Regions from separate parts of the Homo sapiens genome. Here region 1 is linked to region 2. The links are chromatin contacts, found by Hi-C or POLR2A ChIA-PET in ENCODE. All regions are on one chromosome and are shown on one strand. Each heading gives the region's core, a stretch centred on a gene start or an enhancer-like site at or near the end of the contact. The rest is flanking DNA. Distances are from core to core; before and after follow the strand shown. Region 1 overlaps SPATA13 (spermatogenesis associated 13). Region 2 overlaps SPATA13 (spermatogenesis associated 13).

Region 1 (2,700 bases), core at 177-2,676, 38 kb after region 2:
GATGGGACATGTGTGTCTACAGTTCCAAGTAGAATCGCAACCAAACTACATTCCCTGGAATGAACCTGGGTGGTATTTCAGAAGTACATAAACTTTGCTTAAAAAAAAAAAAAGATTCCATTTTAGAATATCCATCAAAGTTCAAATTTGTTTCATAAGGAATTTAACCGTCTTTTGGCGAATAATCAATGTTTGAATGTGAGCTTAAATCTGAGAGTTTTCCTCTATCCTTCTCTTTGTACTTTTGCTGGGAGTAAAATGGACATTTCAATTTTGTATATTATACTGTAACTAAGTTTTGCTATTTTTAGAATATGTGGTACCTTTTAGAGGGAATGTTTTCTCCTTTTATATCTTCATTGGAACTGTATAAATACTGAACGTAGAATTACAGTTGTTTCTTTTTTTTTTTTTTTTTTTTTTTTAGACAACAGGTCTTGCTTTGTTGCCCAGGCTGGATTGCAGTAGTGCAATCATGGCTCACTGCAGCCTCCACCTCCTAGGCTCAAGCAATCCTCCTGCCTCGGCCTCCCAAGTAGCTGGGACGACAGGCACATAAAACCGTGCCCTGCTATTATTTATTTATTTTTAGATGAAGTTTCACTGTGTTGCCCACGCTGGTCTTGAATTCCTGGGCTCAAGCAATCCTCCTGCCTGAGCCTCCCAAAGTGCTGGGATTAGCGGTGTGAACCACTGTGCTCCGGCCAACAGTTGGTTTTGTGTGCTCTACTGTGCTGACTCTGAGGCATGATGTATTAAAAGAATGATCCCGAGTCCTGCCCGCTGCTGTCTACTGACCTGCTTGGAGCTCACCTGCCTGTACCCAGCATCTGTCACTGCCTGGAGTAGTTCCTTACTTTTGGCATTACTGAGAAAAGGCAGGGTGCGTGTCACGTAAGTGTAAAACCAAAACAAACCAGACCCCAAAAAACTAACTAAAAATAGAACAGAACAAAGGGCTGCACGTCCATTTGTGAGCAGGTGGACAGTTCCCTGCCTGTGGTCTTCTTGTACTTCTGTTTTTCTAGCGTGTTGTTCCTGAACCTTTTTATTACAGGGCAATAATGTAATTGGGTTTATTCTCACTATGTACTTAAGTTGTCTGTGCCATTTGATTCGGTAATTTAAACTATCTTTGTTTTTCATGTGTAATAGAGAAAATAATATTAACCTTTTCATGATTTCTCTCATATTTTCCTGTAGTGGTGTTGGGGAGGAAAAAAACGTTTCCTCTACACTCTTTGACTCTGTTCTTAAGTCCTGTGAATTTTAAGGCCTGTGAATTAAATTGACAGAAGACAGATTAGCAAAAGAAAAGACATGTTTATTCACATGCCTGCGTTTGTGCGTGTCTCTGTGTGTGAGAGACAGAGTTCATAGAAAAATGTGACTCAGGCCGGGTGTGGTGGCTCACGCCTGTAATCCCAGCACTTTGGGAAGCTGCAGTGGGTGGATCATGAGGTCAGGAGTTCGAGACCATTCTGGCCAACATGGTGAAACCGTGTCTCTGCTAAAAAATGTATATCTAAATTAGCTGGGCGTGGTGGTAGGTGCCTGTAATCCCAGCTACTCAAGAGGCTGAGACAGGATAATCACTTGAACCTGGGAGGTGGAGGTTGCGGTGAGCCGAGATCACACCACTGCACTCCAGCCTGGTGACAGAGTACGACTCCATCTCAAAAAAAAAAAGTGACTCAAGGAGGTGGTTAGAATTTAAGCAGTATGTGGCATCTTACTAGGCCGGGAGAAGAGAACTTAAGGGAAAACAAGTGACTTTTAGGAAAGATAAATAGGCTTTCAGGAAAATACGTGAGTTTTGTGACAGTGTCTGTTTGGGTGTGGATTCCCCTCTTTACCCTGGTAGCAGGCAACTCCCAGGAGGGGATTTGTGACAGTTCAGTTCTTTTGAGAGGCTCTGCTTTTAGGCAGATAACAGAGGTCACTCTCTAAAGCCTTCAGCTCAAAATCATTTGTATGCTATTCTGGGTGCCGTCAGTGGAGAGAGAATTAAAGGTGGCAGCCCAGCAGGAGGGATCTGTGGACAGCAGCAAAGGGGAAGTTGCTGGAACCTGCACGGGATTGTCTTTTGAGCAGAGGTGACGTGGCATTGCAGGAAAACTTTTGGAAAAGAACTCACGAAGCCCATTGTTTTGTGTCTTTGTTGCCACTGATTAACTGTGTGGCCCTGGGCAAGTCACGTCACTTCTTTAGGTCCCAGTTTTCCTGATTTGAAAAATGAGTGGTTGGAGTAAAGTATCTATAAACCCCACACTGTGCTCTTTGCTCCACATTCACTTTTTTTTTTTTTTTTTTTGAGACAGAGTCTCCTTCTGTCACCCGGGCTGGAGTGCAGTGGTGCAATTTCAGCCCACTGCAACTTCCACCTCCCGTGTTCAAGTGACTCTCCTGCCGCCTCAGCCCCCCAAGTAGCTGGGATTACAGGCACCTGTCACCACACCTGGCTAATTTTTTTGTATTTTAGTAGAGACAGGGTTTCACCATGTTGGCCAGCTGGTCTCAAACTCCTGATCTCAAGTGATCTGCCCATCTTGGCCTCCCAAAGTGCTGGGATTACGGACGTGAGCCACCCGCCCGGGCTCTGCATCCACTTCTTCATGGCACGTGGCCTCAGTGAGCATTCAGACCCTCAGGCTGGAAATGGCGAGCCTGGGGCCCGGGGTCTCTTGTCACTGGCTGGAG
Region 2 (2,700 bases), core at 60-2,559:
TGGGGATGCAAGGAGGGACAGCATTAGAAAGAATATCTAATGGATGCTGGGCTTAATACCGAGGTGATAGGATGATACGTGCAGCAAACCACCATGGCATACGTTTACCTAGGTAACAAATCTGCACATCCCGCACATGTACCCCTGAACTTAAAATAAAAATCGGAAAGAAAATAAAATCTGTTCCAGTCCCCAGTTTCAGTTCTTTTGGGTATATCTCCAGAAGTGGAATTGCTAGAGCATGTAATAGTTCTGTGTTTGAGTTTTTGGGGAACCACCATAATGTTTTCCACAGTGGCTGCACTATTTCACATTTCCACCAACAGTACACCCGGGTTCGTTTCTCCACATCCCTACCAGCACTTGTTATTTTCTGTTTTTTTAAGGTAACAGGCTTCTAAATAGATGTGAAGTGGCTAGTGTTGTTTTTTATCAAGACAAATCTTAGGAAAAGAATGCAGTATTTGTGTGACTTGTAAAGATAAACTATGCAACTGTAAAGAAATGTTCAGCGTTCAGTAACCTGCTACCTCTGCGCATCACCCAAGATGCAGACTGGCTATCCTGAGCCATCAGGGAGGCAGTCGCAGTGGATTAGGAACACAGATGCTGTGGCCAGACTACCTGGTGTAGGTGGTGGCCCTGTCACTTTCTATGGTGTGATCTTAGGACCTAACCTCAGATTCTTGCATCTGTGAAATGGATGTGATAATAGAGGGTAGTTGTGTTGAGAATATCTGGCGTATAGACATTCTCTCTCCTCCTCCACCTCATGTGTAATTAGGAGTAATTTAGGGAAGTTGGAGCCGCACTGCCTGATGGGAGCCGCTGAAAGAGCTTTCGGCAGGGAAGGGACGAGCCTTGTTCTTGTCAAAATGGGCTCAACAAATCTGAGGCTGAAATTCTTTTGTCAGCAGGCTGGAGGAAGGTAATTAGTGTCAGGTGAGGCTCAGAGTTATTGAATGTGTTCAGAATCAAGGACCTGGTGGCCTCCCAGAATAGTGACGGAACTGGGGAGTGATCAGCTTTCTTCCAGAAATTCCCTGTAATTGAGGGCTTTGTTGCCAAAAAGGCTGATAATAACCTGTGTTCCATATTCCTGTTAATTAGATGCAAAGTGGTTCCAATTCCAAGTTGCACCACTGTGGAATAAAATACAGAATATAGATTGTGCCTGAGGAATATTGAAGTGAAACAGTGTAATTCATAATCCCCAGTGCTCCTAGCACTCCAGTGAGTGAATATAGGTGGAGTCTGAGTTCTCCAAGAGTGATTTTCCCTTCCCATGTGGATGACAGCTCACATTGGCTTTTCTCCAGTGGATCGGTTAGTCATGCAGATCAAGAAGACTGGTGGGGACTTTCCAGACTGATCTTTAGTTGCAGATAGGTGTCACCTTCTTGTCCAGAGGGTTCCCAGACATTCTCAGTTCATGCACCCTGGTTTCTCATTAAGACTTTTAGGGAGCCCATAGGCCAAAAGAAATCCCTGACAGTTCCATTTATTAAGTAGTTTTAATCAGCTGGCTGGAAAGGGATATTGCTAAGTGTGGAGAGAAACAAGGAGAAAGTTCAGAAAAGTTTCAGCTTCTTCAGAAATTACCGCACTTGGTTTAATTTGAAGTCAAGTGAGAGTCTCAAGAGGTGAATACTGTATTCACTCTTATACTGAAGATCGGATATTGGTGTTTTCCTTTATAATCTGAATTTTACCAAAACTGGGTGGAAAACACAAAGTTCCTAGAAAATAGAGATTGCTATGTTTTTGTTGTCTTCTGGACAAGAGTCTAATCTCCAGGGGAGCATGTCAGGGTCAGCTGTGGCTTCCTGGTTCCTGCCACTGTTGATGAGCTCTCAGCACTGATGCAGGGGTCATTCTAACGGAGGTGCAGAGATAGACATCATGAGCCTCTGGCTTAGGTGCCCAAGAACTGTACTCAGGACAAGCCGATTTCAGGAATTCGACTTGAACACAGATGTGATCACAGTGGTATCAAGAGTAGATATTTTAAAGGTGCTATCCCCGTTTCTCTATTAAACCTCAGTTAGGCTTTTAGTTGTCTCAGATAGAGGTGTAAGACTTTAATTTCATTTCATTTTTAATTTTAAAAGGTCAGCGTTTTTGTTGAAACTAGATTGCTGCACTTAAAAGTATGGGGTAAGGGAATTAAGAGATGAAAAGACAGCTCTTGCCAAGGTTATTTGATGAAATAAAAGGAGGCCACCAGAGGAGGTGAGAGGACAGCACTGTTCTGGTCTCTGCTTTCAGTTCTGCGTGTTAAGTGAGATCATGTGGTATTTGTCTCTCTGTGCCTGGCTCATTTCACTCAGCATAATATCCTCCAGCTTTATCAGTGTTGCTGCAAATGACAGGACATCCTTTTCATGACTGAATAGTACTCCGTTGTGTGTGTATACACCACATTTTCTTTATCCATTCATCCATTCAGGGACACTTAGGTCAATTGCGTATCTTGGCTACTGTGAATAGTGCTGCCATGAACAAGGGGGTGTAGACGTCTTTTTGAGGTGTTGATTTCGTTTTTTTGGATATATACCCAGTATTGGGATTGCTGTATCATATGGTAGTTCTATATTTAGTTTTCTGAGGCGCCTCCATGCTGTTTTCCACAGGGGCTGTACTAATTCACAATCCTGCCAGTAGTGTGTGAGGGTCTCCTTTCTTGCACATCCTTACCAC

The links. A loop is a pair of places that touch in the nucleus more often than their neighbours do. ChIA-PET counts read pairs that join two places held with the same protein, here RNA polymerase II (POLR2A).
Region 1: a loop to region 2 is called in a map of PC-9, with 30 times the contacts of the local background. The contact joins two enhancer-like sites. A Hi-C loop is called at or near these places in 1 of 168 maps with a recorded cell type or tissue (PC-9). POLR2A ChIA-PET finds 5 or more read pairs at or near these places in 3 of 52 experiments (activated CD4-positive, alpha-beta T cell and activated CD8-positive, alpha-beta T cell).

The regions. Positions count from the first base shown.
Region 1 is chr13:24,245,184-24,247,883 of GRCh38, forward strand. All of the region lies in intron 2 of SPATA13 (spermatogenesis associated 13), which reads left to right. Among named protein-coding and RNA genes, the nearest start is that of SPATA13-AS1, 7.9 kb to the right of the region's middle. Within about 2 kb of position 1,427, at least 2 of the 41 ENCODE cell types and tissues checked have a DNase peak (open chromatin) inside an H3K27ac peak, as active enhancers do.
Region 2 is chr13:24,207,223-24,209,922 of GRCh38, forward strand. The region is part of intron 1 of SPATA13 (spermatogenesis associated 13); the gene reads left to right. Among named protein-coding and RNA genes, the nearest start is that of SPATA13-AS1, 46 kb to the right of the region's middle. Within about 2 kb of position 1,310, at least 3 of the 41 ENCODE cell types and tissues checked have a DNase peak (open chromatin) inside an H3K27ac peak, as active enhancers do.